Linked DNA regions of Homo sapiens: region 2 is linked to region 1. A link is an interaction called in ENCODE POLR2A ChIA-PET data of the cell type or tissue named here. Cell type or tissue: MCF 10A. All regions are shown on one strand. Each heading gives the region's core, and the rest is flanking DNA. Links, peaks and the distances in the headings are about the cores only.

Evidence for each region. Peaks named below come from ENCODE experiments on the same cell type or tissue, not always from the same donor. Only the 100,000 strongest peaks of a DNase experiment are listed, where the experiment ranks them.
Region 2: POLR2A ChIA-PET joins it to region 1 with 5 read pairs; 3 of 35 experiments call an interaction of 5 or more read pairs at or near these places.

The regions. Positions count from the first base shown.
Region 1 is chr12:76,447,361-76,455,122 of GRCh38, reverse strand. It overlaps OSBPL8 (oxysterol binding protein like 8), which reads left to right. Exons shown (of 24, transcript NM_020841.5): 4 at 4,135-4,272. Among named protein-coding and RNA genes, the nearest start is that of BBS10, 100 kb to the right of the region's middle. In MCF 10A, for the core only: no CTCF peak of the experiment used is centred there; DNase peaks (open chromatin) are centred at 4,202 and 5,352.
Region 2 is chr12:76,378,674-76,386,435 of GRCh38, reverse strand. OSBPL8 (oxysterol binding protein like 8) reads left to right here. Exons shown (of 24, transcript NM_020841.5): 14 at 170-268; 15 at 2,086-2,182. Among named protein-coding and RNA genes, the nearest start is that of BBS10, 34 kb to the right of the region's middle. In MCF 10A, for the core only: no CTCF peak of the experiment used is centred there; no DNase peak of the experiment used is centred there.

The DNA.
Region 1 (7,762 bases), core at 1,145-6,144:
TACAGGTGCCCACCAACACGCCCAGCTAATTTTTTTTTTTTTTGTATTTTTTAGTGGAGACGAGGTTTCACCGTGTTAGCCAGGATGGTCTCAATCTCCTGACCTCGTGATCCACCAGCCTCGGCCTCCCAGAGTGCTGGGATTACAGGCTTGAGCCACCGCGCCCGGCCTCTGCTGCTTTTTTATCCCTGAGCCTGCCCCAAGAGGGCATGACTAGGTTGTATTTTTTTCTTTTTATTATTCTTTGCTTTTTAAAAAGTCTTTTTTTTATTGTTTTTTACTCATGTATGTATCACTAGATTTTGCTTGGTTTTCAATTTTAAAAGAATGGTGTCATGGTTTATATAATTTTCTAGGACTTGCTGTTTGTAGTTACCTTTTTTTTTTTTTTTTAATTTTTTAAAGAGACAGGGTCTTGCTCTGTTGCCCACACTAGGGTGCATTGGTGTTATCACAGCTTACTGCAGCTTTGAACACCTGGGCTCAAGTGATGCTCCCACCTCAGCCTCCCTAGTAGCTGGGACTACAGATGCCTGCTATGCTAGGATTACAGTGTGAGCTACCACGCCCAGCTAACTTTTTTTAATTTTTATTTCTTTTAGAGATAGGTCTTGCTATGTTGTCTAGGCTGGTCTTGAACTCCTGGCCTCAAGCAATCCTCCCACCTCAGCCTCCTGAGTAGCTGGGATTATAGATGCAAGCCGTTGTGCCTGGCTGTAATTAACATTTTACTTTTAATATTCAATCATGTCGTTTGTTATAGAACTAGATCATTCCTTTTTAGTGCTATATACTATTTCATTATATGGATATGCCAGAATTTATTAAAATTCATTTTTCAATTGATGAATATGTTGTTTGGTTTTTGCTATTATGAACAGTGTTGCTATGAACATTCTTATTCTTGTCTCTTGGTATATACCTGTAAAAGTTTTTCTAGATCCAAGAGTGGAATTGTTGGACCCACAGGGTATTCAGTTTTATATAAGAAGCTCACATTGTTTTCCAAAGTGCTTGTATCAACTTATACTCCATTAACAGTGCTTAAGACATCTCGATGATCCCATCCTCATCAGTATTTGGTATTATCAGACATTAATTTTTGTTAATTTTACTGAGTATAAAATATTTATTATTTTGATTTGTATTTGCCTCATTACTAAAAAAGGATGAACATCTTTTCATACATTTATTGCCCATTTGCATTTTTCTTTTGTGAATCACTGTTCAAGTCTTTGCCCTATTTTGCTATTATGATGTTCTTTTTCTAATGATTTATTGAAGTTTTTTTTTAAGAACATTCTAGGTACCAACCTTTTGTTAATTATGGGTGTTGCAAATATCTTATTTTGTGCCTTTTCAGTTTATGATACCTTTAAATAAATTTATACTTTTAATATTGAACTTACTGATTTTTTAATTTTTGGGTTAGTGCTTTTTTGTGTCTTTTTAAAGGAATCTCTGTCCCAAGTTTATGAAGATATTCTCTTATTCTAAAGATTTTCCAGTTTTGCTTTTTTACATTATGTCTGTAGTCTTCATAGAACTATTCTTTGTGTGTGGTAAGAAGTAGAGTTCTCTCTACTTTTCCAATATTGATGACCAGTTGATAACCTCATATTGTTAACTGAGTAATTTATTCTCCCTATTTCTGTTGTATATCTGAGCTCCATGTATGTATGTGTCTGTTTCTGAAAGCTATCTGCTATGTTCTTTAGGTCAATTTATCTCTCTGCATCAGTACCATACATTTAAAATTATTTTTAGGAATCAAATGAATCTTGGATTTAGTAACTGAAAGAGACACCATATACTTTATGATGTTTTATAAAAATATAAAGTTGGTTTATTGACTCATTCAACATAAATTTATTGAACATCTTTAGTATGGTAGGATGCGACACCTTCAATAGGGCAGGAAGTTTACCAGGACCTGAGAATTTATGGGAAAATAAGGCAGACAAAACTTCCTTCTCTCATGGAATTTAATGTCTAATGGAGGAAGAAAAGCAATAAACTATATTTTTCAGATAATGATAGGAGCTACAATGAAAATCATGTAAGGTAAAGTGATAATAGTATAACTGTGAAGTGGTGGGTACTAACCCTAAAAAAAAAAAAATGCCAAATTGTGCCATGTTGAAATTAAGAACGTATCAAAAGTACCATGAAGAAACCAAAGGGCTTTTCTGAAGAGATGACCTTTGAGCCCAGACAACAAAGGAGAGGAGCTAATAATGTGATGATCTGGGGTAGGAATATTCCAGGTAGAAAGAGCAAGAGATAAAAGCCCTGTGACTGGGCAAAAGATGGCCTTTCTTGAGGAAATACCAAGAAGACTATTACGGCAGGAGCCAAGTGAGTGACAGGAGAGTAGTAGAGAATGAGGTTGGAACAAGTAGCAGGCCAGACTGTGTTGAATTTCCAGGTTATGGATTATATTGTAAATGTAATGGGAAGCCAGTGAGGATATTTCTGCATACTGGAAATCTAATTTATGATTTTAAAAGATTGCTCAGTAAGAGAAAGAGAAAAATAAAAACACATCTAAGGTTTTGGCCTGAGAAAGTAGTGGGAGGGGAGTAGTGATGGCATGAACTGAGTTTGGGGAGAGGCAGGTTTGAAGGATGAGCAGAATCAAAAATTACATTCTAGATAAATTTGAGATGCCTGTAAATAATTAAGAGGTGATTATAAGGCAGGCAGTTGGGTATGTAAGTTTGAGTTTAGGGGGAGATAGGAAGTTGGGAGTCATCAGTCTATACATTTTTTTAATTGACTTGGAAAAATAATTTTTTATATTTTGGATGAAAAGTGCAAGTGTTTTTGTATTTTTACTTTGGAATCTAAGGAGCTGAAATAAAATTTTGAAAACTATCGCAACAGAAAACATTTTAAACCAATTAGATTTAAAGGACATGATGATAAAAAGGTGAATGTGAAATTCTGAATGTCTGTATTGAAAAATAAAACCTATGGTGGAGACTAAACCGTCTTTTTTTTTTGAGGTGGAGTTTCGCTCTTGTTGCCCAGGCTGGAGTGCAATGGCATGATCTCTGCTCACTGCAACCTCTGCCCCCCAGGTTCAAGCGATTCTCCTGCCTCAGCCTCCCTAGTAGTTGGGATTACAGGCGCGCCAACACGTCTGCCTAATTTTTGTATTTTTAGTAGAGACGGGGTTTCGCCACGTTGGCCAGGATGGTCTCGAACTCCTGGCCTCAGGTGATCCACCTACCTCGACTTCCCAAAGTGCTAGTAAATCGTCCTTTCTTAAGATGAAACTCGAGTTTTTATAGGCTGAAAGCACAGGAATATAAAATGAAAGAATGTGGAGATCCTCAGGTACTTTGGACTTGGCAGTTTGCCCTGTTTCTTCATTGAGTGTTTTCACTTTGTTTCTGCTCTCTGAAACTGGGCATGGCTCGCTATTACTGAGCGATAGATAGTAGGATGGCCAAATGGGTGAGAAGCAACTACAAAGCACTACTTAAATTGTTTATTGGGGCAGCAAGCTTTAAGAGACAGACTTTGGAACCAAATGGTTCTGAGTTAGAATCTTGCCTCTATTACTGTTTAGCCTCAGGCAAGGCAATCTCTGACCCTCAAGTTTCCTCCTCTCTAAAACAGTTATCATACCGACTTTTCGTGAAAATTAGAAATTAGAGTAGAAATTCTAGCGAATGTCAAATATTATTTTATACTGCTAGTAATTTGTAGTTTTTCTGATTACTAATGAGGCTGAGTATCTTTATATGTTTATCGACGATTTGTATTTTTTTTTTTGGGAAATGACTGGCTTTGGCTTATTTTGTTGGTAAATATAAAGAATAAATAGCACAATGAAAGGCACACAGTAAACCTTAGGCCTTTCATTATCAGTTGGATATGTATTTTCATTATTATAATGTCTATAATTTGTATATTTGACTCAAACATACCTGTCAGTTCTTCTTGGATCAGTAACAAACCAACATGAAAACAAGATGACTGTGAGAATTTATTAAAGTATTGAGTTGGTAAAATGAATATAACCACCAAGGCCATTTCAGTTTTGATCTTATTCCATGTTATTAACTATACTATTATGTAAATCTGTGACTTCAGTACTAATTATTTTTCCCTTCTTTCCTTGAGCTGTTGTAGCAAACAGTGACGAATCTCAGCTTCTGACACCAGGAAAGATGAGTCAGCGCCAAGGAAAAGAAGCTTATCCAACGCCAACCAAAGATTTGCATCAGCCATCTCTTAGTCCAGCAAGTCCTCATAGCCAGGGTAGGAAGTTGTGGTTTTCATGTTTTGTCTTGTTTTTGTTTTTGTTTTTGGAGGGGAGAAGGGGAGAATGACATTTGGGGACTATCATATTTTTTTTCTTTTTAACTATTTGGTTTTGTAAGGGGTTTTGTTTGTTTTGTTTAGGTCATCTATAATACTCTTGAAATGAGTACACTTTCCTTTAGACTTTTAATTTTTTTTAATATTCTCCAACATACTTCGTTAGTTATATCATTCATCTAATTTGGCGATTCTCACACTTTGTGGTCTCATGGTTCCTTTGTAGTCTTAAAAATTATTGAAGACTGTGAAGTGCTTTTGTTTATGTGAGTTATATCTATTTTATTATATTATAAATTAAAACTAGAAATTTAAAAATTTAATTCATTTAAAGTAATAAACCCATTACATGTTAATGTAAGTAACATTTTTATTAAGAACTACAGTGTTTTCTTTCCCTCTACTCCCCAAAAAGTTGATTGAGAAGGTTGGTAATGGTTTATCCCAGGACTTCTCAACCTTCGAACTATTTTCAGGACTTCTCAACCTTGGCACTGTTTTGGCCTGGAAAGTTCTTTGTTGTGGAGGGCTGTCCTATGCATTATATGATGTTTAGCAGTATCCCTGGCCTCTACCCAGAAAATGTCAATAGCAGTTACCCCAGTTGTGACAACCAGAAATGTTTCCAGATGTTGCCAAGTATCCCTTGAGGGACAAAACCATCCATGATTAAGAACTGCTTTTTGGCGGTTTTTGCAAATCACTTTAATGTCTAGCTTAAAAGACACCTGCATTTTTGTATCTGCTTCTGCAGTCTGTTGTGATGTGATGATCCGATTGAAGTATATGAATAAAATCTGGTCTCATGCATATATATATATGGGGGGGGTTTATACATAATTATAGATATTCTTTGATAATATGCCAAAACTTGACTAGTAGTAATTTTCTTTATGTTAATTGCAATCTGGAATCTGAAACGCTGTCAGTACACTTTTCATACTCTGTTAAAATTCACTCTTGAATTTTGAATGGCTCTTTACTCATGCATGATTTTGTAACATCATGCATTAGTCATTTGGAAAATATTTGCTCACTGAATTATGCAGATCTTCCAAGTGTTGACACATTAAAAAATATAGTACAGAGAAGGGCTTTATGTATGCTTCTCATTCTGTTGCACAGAATATTAAAATCTTACGTACTAAAGGTTCAAGAGCAATAATTTTTACTTCTTCATCAAGGACATCTGTAAGTGAAACTGTCATTCTTCTGTGAGTGCATGACTGAAGAATTCAGTGCCTACTACTCCAGTTTGGTGCCTCTGCCTTGATTTATGCTAAGTTGCCAGCAGTTTTACCCAAGATTGCTTTTGTGCCATCAATGAAAATGGCAACATAATGAAAAAGTATTATGAAACTAGTTTTCACCTTGCAGATCCTCTAGAAGGGTCTTTGGGTACTCCCAGAAGTTCAGGGATCACAGTTTCTAATTCATAATTGATAAGTTTTGTATAATGGATTCTGCTCCTCAGCTGAAGTTTATTTAATCAAATGTACGGAAATCTCCTGTGGTACTACTCATAGCTGTGGTGGAAGGACTTCTGCTTTTAAAACTGAGAAATGAAATTTGGTGTTTTGAAAGTTAATGTATACTTAGGTTATTGAGTATTTTTAAAAATTAAATTTAGAGTTCTGTCATACTTTGTAATTAGTCAGTTTTGATGTTGTAACTTTATGAATTATCTTTTGAAATTTGGCTTTAGTAACTTTTCAAATGAGTACTACCTTGTAAATAGTAAGTTACATGATCATTTTCTACTTTCTTTCTTTATTTTTTGAGACAGAGTCTTGCTCTGTCGCCAGGCTAGAGTGCAGTGGCGCGATCTCAGCTCACTGCAACCTCCATCTCCCGGGTTCAAGCGATTCTCCTGCCTCAGCCTCCTGAGTAGCTGGAATTACAGGCGCATGCCACCATGCCCAGCTAATTTTTGTGTTTTTAGTAGAGACGGGATTTCACCGTGTTGGCCAGGATGGTCTTGATCTCTTGACCTTGTGATCCGCCCACCTTGGCCTCCCAAAGTGCTGGGATTACAGGCGTGAGCCACCGCACCCATCCTCTACTTTATTTCAATAGAAAATGTTTATCTAGTCATATATTAGATGGAAACACTTTCATATAGCATGGTAGGAACTATAAAAATTTATGTAACAAGATGAAAATAATTACTATAACATATATTGCTTAGTTGTCGATTGTATTTTTGAAAAGTTAGCATTTTTGTTGCCAAAATGCTTTTTGGAAGACCTGAAAAACGATATATGATACACACTCTGGTATAAATAAGCTTCATTAAGATAAAATTCTGAAACAATGCAACTGACCTGGTTTTTTTTTGCACTGTGCATCAGAATTTTGGCTATAATAGATATGGTTTCTCTGATGCATGTATCTGTGCACTAGAATATTTAGAGGAATTCTTTAACTTAGGAGTTAATGAACCAACAAAAGGGTTAGTTACTAATAATTAAAACTACACTTGTTTATATTTATTATGAATGTTTTCAGGCAAACAGGGAAGTTAAAAAAAGAGTACAGTGAACACTAATATACCCATTGTATAGATGTAAGGAGTTATTAACCTTTTGTTTTGTTTGTTTCATTTATTTAGGGTACAGCGTGAATATTTAGAGTAAATTACAGACTTCATGACGTACCCCAAAATACTTAATGTGTCTCTAAAAAATGAGCACATTTTCTTATGTAACCATAAAACCTTTATTACATCTAACAAAACTGATGATAATTGCTTAACATAACCTAACACCTAGTCTATATTTAAATTTTGCCTAGTTTTCCCCAAATCTTTCTACAGTAGGCTTGCTGAAACCAAATAAAGTCCATACATCTTATTTGGTTATGTCATTACGTCCTTAATCCTAAAGAGTCTCCTTGTTTACTTTTGTTTTCTTTTGTGTCTTTGACGGTTTTAAGAAACTTGGCTGACCGGGTGCAGTGGCTCATGCCTGTAATCCCAGCACTTTGGGAGGCCAAGGCGGGTGGATTACCTGAGGTCAGGAGTTCGAGACCAGCCTGGCCAACATGGTGAAACCCCATCTCTACTTAAAAATACAAAAAAATTAGCCAGGCTTGGTGGCGGGCACCTGTAATCCTAGCTATTTGAGAGGCTGAGGCAGGGGAATCACTTGAACCTGGGAGGCAGAGGTTGCAGTGAGCCGAGATCGCGCCATTGCACTCCAGCCTGGGCAATAAGAGTGAAACTCCATCTCAGGAAAAAAAAAAATGGATCTAGGCCAGTGTCCTGTAGAGTGTTTGACTTTTTTAGATTGTTTGATTACATCTTTGCGGTATTACTTAATTTGTTTCTGTATCTTCTATATTTTCTGTAAACTAGAAGTTAAATGCAAAGGCTCGATTATATCTAGCTAGAGCATTTTTGGCAAGAATACTTTGTAGGGAGTGTGTAGTA
Region 2 (7,762 bases), core at 1,163-6,162, 69 kb after region 1:
ATGTATTATGATTGAAGTCATTTAATTTTATTTAATGTAAATTTTATTTACTTTGAAATTTTATAAGGACGGTTCCCAGATGGTAGAGTTAAACCCATTTTGACTAGTTTAAACTATTTTGAATCCTTTGTATTTGTAATTTGAAATTGCTTTTTTTTTTTTTTACCAGGGACTGAAGAAACCTTATAATCCTATACTTGGCGAGACTTTCCGTTGTTTATGGATTCATCCCAGAACAAACAGCAAAACTTTTTATATTGCTGAACAGGTATTAGAAATGCATGTATGGAAACAAAACTGATCTGGAAGTTATTGGAATATTTTTATAGAAAATATTTACCCAGTAAACTCAATATTATTTAGCCTTTCTTATTTCTGAACATTTGGTAAACATTTAACCTTTTAATATTAAATACTACTAAAGTACTACTAAATATATTCATAGGTACTATTATTACAGTCATGGAATCCTTTGACCAAAAATAAATCTTTATTTTTCCTTTGCTATGCCCCCTGCCCTTTTTTTAATTTTTTTTTTTGGCTGAGCTCATATTTCCTAAACAACTTTTGATCATGCTCAAAATTATTCAGTGGTGTGGCATTCATTTGTCTGGCATTCAAAGTCCTTTATATCTTTTCCAAATTTATCTCAAATTAATACCTTTCTAGTTCTCCACAGTAGTCAAACCTGTGCAGTTCATGACTAGGTAACCTGATCTAGCACTTTCTTTCCTCATTTTTAAATTTAATTCTCACACTCCAGTATTTCTTCTTAGCTATTCTTTATCTAAACAAACCCTGACCCGCTTATTCTTCATGATGCACATGACTGCAGCTCCCAGTGATTTTTCCCTTCTCAAACTTCTGTATTGTTTTTTGTGATTATCCATTAAGCTCTTATTTTAACATTTGTATCGTTTACCTTTTTACAGAATATTTATTTTCCTAATTGAATTGTTAGCTTCTTTAATTCCCTCTTCTCCCCTATGATACCTCTCTTTTTGTTGTATACAGACAGAAAATATTTTAATTTTTAAACTTTCATTAATTTGAACTCATATACATCCATAATCATGATTTTCAGTCTTCTGTCTGCATAAACTTGAGGAATACGACATTCTCTTTCAATAACAGTGGCTCCTTATTATGGTAATTCTCACTTTGAGTGTAAGGAGAATGAAAAGACCATGTGTTCTTTGAAAAACCTTCTTCTCCTAGAGGTTTTGATAACCCCCTCAAGTCAAAACCACTTATCTATATTAATTTTTTAAAACTCAATGATTTAATTCTTCATGAAATTAAGAAGCTTGAAATGCTGATTTTAGTTTGTCTCATGTAAGAGAACATTAGAAGTAAATATATTGTTGAAGGCATTAGATTATTAAATAACATGTTTTTTGTTTTTGTTTCCTATAGTCATTCAGTAATCCATATGAAGACTAATCACTGTATTAGTTATCCATTGCTGTCTAAAAAATTAGTGCCAAAACTGAGTTAAAGCAGTATTTATTATCTTATATGATGAGGTACAGGAATCTGAGAGCTGCTTAGTTGGGTGGTTCCTGCTCAGGATTTCTAATGAGCTTGCAGTCAAACTGTCAGCCAGCTTTGCAGTCATCTACAGGCTTGACTGGGCTGGAAGATTCACGTCCAGGTTCATCACCTGGCTGTTGACAGAAGAGCTCAGTTCCTCACCACGTAGCCCTCTCTGTAGGGTTTTTCACAATCTCAAAGCTGGCTTTTCAGAACTAATGATTGAGAGATAGGCAGAGAGACAGCCCCCAGCATGGAAGGTGCTTTGTAACCTAATCTCAGAAATTACATAGTGTCACTTCCACACAAACCAACTTCAGTACAATATAAGAGGGGCCTATGTGACTACCAGGAGGGTGGGTCTCATTAGGAGACAGGAGGCTGGTTACTATAACCATCAATATTTAATTTTTACTACTTATTAAATGTTTTTTCTTACTCATTATAAGACTTGAACTTTTGATAATGGCACAATAATATGCTTATCTTTTTATATTTTATATAAACATGTTTTTATATTTTATATATGCATGTTTTTCTTATGTTTAATAGGTGTCCCATCATCCACCAATATCTGCCTTTTATGTTAGTAATCGAAAAGATGGATTTTGCCTTAGCGGTAGTATCCTGGCTAAGTCTAAGTTTTATGGTGAGTTTTCCCGTCCCAACTTGCACCCTCTCCTGGGAGGTATTATTTTCTGGTGAGCTTTTATTTAGGCAGTGTCATGGGCTATTTTCAACAAGGAGTTTGTCATTTTAAGTATCATCTTTCCTTGAATAATGGCTTTTTTCTGCCCACTCATAAATAAAGGTGTGGCTTATGTATTCATCACATATATGTGAATATATCACAAACATTTCTTATGAAAAGACAGAATGATTGCCCATTATAGCCCTTTAGTGCATAAAGTGTTTCTTTTGCCTTTAGTCTGGCCAGTTTTTTGTGTTTCATTTCAGTGTATCTAAGGGATTAGTCTTTCTATTTTAGTCTTTGAACAGAGAGGAAGAATCCAAGTATGGTTACGATACCTGGCCCAGGGTCAGTCAGTAAATATATTTAACTTTGGACTAAATAACATACCAAAAAAACTGTTTGCAAGTACAAGGGAAAATAGAGAAATGGTTATAGTAGGAAACATTAATATAAAAACTTTGATAGTTCAAACAAATCATTGCCAAAGCTATATACCAGTAAAACATATCTAACCTTAAAATGCTTTTATATAGTTTTAAAAAATATTTAAATGAAGAAGAACAATTAAATTTCAACCAAAGAATTTTAAACCTGAGTGAAAAAAATCATTATGATAAAAAAGGAAAAATAAAGTATGTAAACAGAAATCCAAGGTCTGGTTACCTGAGCGTGTGGTGAGCCATAGTTCAGTCTGCAACAGGGATATCTAAGAGTAGTTTTTGATCAGGAACGTGGTGTGTATTGTTATATTTCTTCAAGGTGTCTTTTATTTCCCTTGATGTTCGTTTTGGTTTGGTTTTGGGTTTTTTTTTTTTTAACCTTGTTTTGTTTAAGATGGTGATTGCTTGTTTTTTTCCCCTTAAGTTTATCTATATTTCATATTTGATATATTTCTTACCTACTTCACCTTTCATCCCTCCATTCTTCTACCCTGACTATAGTATAAATGGCTTTTCTGAGTGTGTGTTCTACCCTTATAGAAATTTTTATTGAGTACGAGGTGCATAGCTCACTTTCTGGGATTACTTCATCAGTGGGCCTTTTTTCTGTGTTATAGTACAATTTATATACATCAGAGCTATCTGTTCCTTTATAATTTGAAAGAATCTATTAAATCCAGAATGAATTTAAGATCGTCAGAATTGGTAAACATATGGGTAAATTCAAAAGACATTTTTTCTTATTTTTTCCTTTTAATACATGTAACCATTCAAAACAGAAATGTCAGCATTATCTTGTGAGTTTTATAACATATGCAGATTTAACACATGTAACTACAGTACACAGCCCTGGAAGAGAATGGACCTAGAGATAGCAAAATTTTCTATTCTATATAAAGTGGTCAAAGATTAACTGTGAGTGCAATGGCACAATCTCGGCTCACTGCAACCTCTGCCTCCCGGGTTCAAGCTATTCTCCTGCCTCAGCCTCCCAAGTACCTGGGATTACAGGCACCCACCACCACACCCAGCTGATTTTTGTATTTTTAGTAGAGATGGGGTTTCACCATGTTGGTCAGGCTGGTCTCGAACTCCTGACCTCAAGTGATCCACCCGCCTCAGCCTCCCAAAGTGCTGGGGTTACAGGCGTGAGCCACTGCACCCAGCCGACTGTGACATTTTAAAGATTAATATTGTAATCCCTAAAGCAGTGGTTCTCCTCAGGAGACATTTGGCAATGTCTGAAGACATTTTGGGTTCTCACAGTTGGGAGATCCAGTAGGTAGATGCCAGGAATGCTGCTAAACATCCTGCAATGCACAGAACAACCCCTTACAACAAATAATTATCCAGTCCCCTAAATGTCAGTAGTGCTACCATTGAGAAGCCCTACACTAGAGCAAACACACACACACACAAAGAAAAATCGCCACCAAAAAGTATAGGTAAAAAATCAGTAAGAAAATTAAAATGAAATTCTTTAAAAAATTTAAACAATAATTTAAATAATGTATAAAAGAAACAGGAAAGCCCAATCAAGGAACAAAAATCAGAGGGGACAGATAGAAAACACATAGCAAAATGATAGACTAAAACCCAATAATATGATTGTATCAGTCTTAATGGCCCAAATAATCTCATTTAAAGACAGTGATTATCAGATTAGCTAAAACAGCAAGGACCAACATACCTTAAATGTAGACACACAAATAGGCTGAAAGTAAATGGAAAGTAGGCCGCGCATGGTGGCTCAGGCATGTAATCCCAGCACTTTGGGAGACCAAGGTGGGTGGATCACCTGAGGTCAGGAGTTCAATACTAGCCAGGCCAAAATGGTGAAACCCTGTCTCTACTAAAAATACAAAAATTAGCTGGGCATGGTGGTGTACACCTGTAATCCCAGCTACTTGGAGTGCTAAGGCAGGAGAATCACTTGAACCCGGGAGGCAGAGGTTGCAATGAGCTGAGATCATGCCACTGCACTCCAGCCTGGGCAACAAGAGCAAGACTCTGTCTCAAGAAAGGAAAAAAAAAAAAAGAAAGTAAATGGAAAGTAAAAGTTAAAAGCTAAACTATGCAAGTATTAAGTACAAGTAGGGTTAAGTGAGTATATTAATAAAATAGATTTCAAAACAAAAAGTGTTAATAGAGATAAAGAACATTTCATAATGAAATAAAAAGGTTCAGTACGTCAGGATAACATAATAATCATAAATGCCTGTGTATCTAATCACAGAACTTCAATGAAGCAAAAATAGACAGAATTAAAAGAGATAGAAATTTGAAATGGACAAATTTCTTAAGAGACACAAATTACCACAGCTGACCCAAGAAGTGGTGTAAAATTGTAATAGCTTTATATCAGATAAATTGATTTAGTAATGTAAAATATTTCTTCAAGGATATACTCCAGGCCCAGATGTCTTGAGTTCTTCTAAAGATTTAAGGCAGAAATAACAGTTCTACACAATTTTTGGCATAAAATAGAAGAAGAAAAAACACTCCTCAGATCATTTTATGAGGCCAGGATTATCCTGATTCCCCAAACCAGAGATTACAAGAAAATAAACTACAGATCTAATATCCTTATACATGTAAAAATTCTTAAGTAGTAACAAATCAACAGATAGGGAGAATAATATATGGACATATAAATAAAGGTATCATGATCAGTATATTAAAAGAATAATATGATGAAATGGATTTTATCTCAGGAATACAAGGTTGGTTTACCATCTGATAAACAATGTAATTTACCATATTAATAGAATAACAGAGAAGAAAAGTGTGATTTCGATAGATATGGAAAAATGATTTGACAGAATTCAACACCTATTTATTTCTTAGTCCTCAAGGAACTAGGACTAGATTAAAGGCATCTATGAAAAATATATAGCCAACTTCATACTTTTAAGGTGAAAATTGAATAATTTCTACCTAAGATCAAGAACAAGGCAAGGATGTTTACTCTCATTACTTCTATACAAAATTGTATTAGAGGTCCTAGCCAATGCAGTAGGCAAATTAAAGGGAAAAATAGCATACAGATTGAAAGGAAGAAGATAAGCTATTTATATACCAGATTACATAGAAAATCTTCAAGAATATACAAAAAAAGCTCATACAACTAATAAGTGAATTTAGTAAGGTCTCAAGATGCATGGTCAAAAAAGAAAAATCAGTTGTATTTCTATATACTAGAAATGAATACTTGCAGAGGGTTTTTTTTTTTTTTTTTTTGGGACAGTGTCTCACTATGTTGCTGGTCTCAAACTCCTGAGCTCAAGGGATCCTCTCACCTCAGCCTCCTGAGTAGCTGGGATTACAGGCACACATCACCATGCCTGGCTCAGAATGAAATTTAAAAACAACTCCAATTATAATAGCATCCAAATAATGTATTTAAAAATAAATTTAATAAAAGATGTGTAAGTCGTGTATACTGAAGACTAAAACATTGCTGAGGAAAATTAAAGAAGATCCAAATAAATGGATAGATAGACTATGTTTATATATTGAGATATTTAATAGTGTTAAGATAATAGAGCTCCCTTAATTGAGCCATAGACTCAGTGCAATCCTAATCATAATCTAAGCAGGCTTTTTTGAAGATATTGGCAAGTTGGCTCTCAAATTACGTTGAAAAGTCAAGGACCCAAAACAGCCAAACAATTTTGAAAAAGAACAAGAAAGGTCTTTCACTGCCTGATTTTAGAATAAAGCTAAGGTAATCATTACAGTGTGGAATTGACGTAATGGTAGATGTATAAATTAATGGGATGCAATAGAGTTCAGATGTAGACCTGTACACATGGTCAAATGTTTTTTGACATGGGAGAAATGATTGTCCATAGTTAAACATACATTTACCATGAACTCAGAAATTCCACTCCTAGGTATTTGCCCATGAAAAATGAAAATAGATGTCTACATAAAGACTTGTACGTAAATGTTCTTAAGTATACACAACATTATTCATAACAATCCAGGACTAAACACAACTTAAGGACCATCAACTAGTAAGGAAATAATCACAACTACAGAATGCTAACTAGCAATAAAAAGGAATAGAATTCTTATACAACAATGTGGATGAACCTGAAAGACATTGTGCTAATTGAAGGAAGTAAAACACAGCAAGCTACATATTCTATAATGCCATCTGTACAGAATTCTAGAATAGGTAAAGCCAGTGATTTAAAATGCACCATTGGTGTCCTGGGGCTAAGGGAAAGGATTGACTGCTCAGGGGCAAGGAGGAACTTTTTGGGGATAATGGGAAGTTCTATATCTTGATTGTGGTGGTGGTTATATGACTCTGCAATTTCCAAAACTCAAATTTCACACTTAAAATGGGTTAGTTACTGTATGTAAATTTATACTTCAGTAAAGCTGAGAATAGAAGGAGAGAAAATGCATACAGGAGAAAACTTAGAAGAAATTACCATAGTATTTTATCGTTGACTGCATTTTGGTGCTTTATATATATTTTTTATTTTTCTAAATTGTCTATAGGATTAATTATAAGCATTTAAAGCTTGAGATTTGTAAGTAATGTGACTTACAGCTAAAAAATAATGGTTTTATTCAAAAAAGAAAATTAGGCTATACAGTGAAACAGTGTTTTATTAAGATTAAGTATTCTACATGTTTTCTCATTTTCTTGTAACTCTCATAAAACAGGCCGGGTGCAGTGGCTCATGCCTGTAATCCCAGCACTTTGGGAGGCCGAGGTGGGCAGATCACCCAAGGTGGGCAGATCACCCAAGGTCAGGAGTTAAAATCAGCTTGGCCAACATGGGGAAACCCTGTCTCTACTACAAATATAAAAATTAGCTGGGTATGGTGGTGCACGCCTGTAATCCCAGCCACTCAGGAGGCTGAGACAGGAGAATTGCTGAACCCTGGAGGTGGAGATTACAGTGAGTCGAGATCACTCCACTGCACTCCAGCCTGGGCAACAGAGTGACAGAGACTCCATCTCAAAAAAAAAAGCACATAACTGTATCTTTTAAAAGTAGTCATTATGTAAAAATGAGAATATGGATGAAATATGTTTTGGATATAAGGTAATGAATACATGTTTGGGCACATT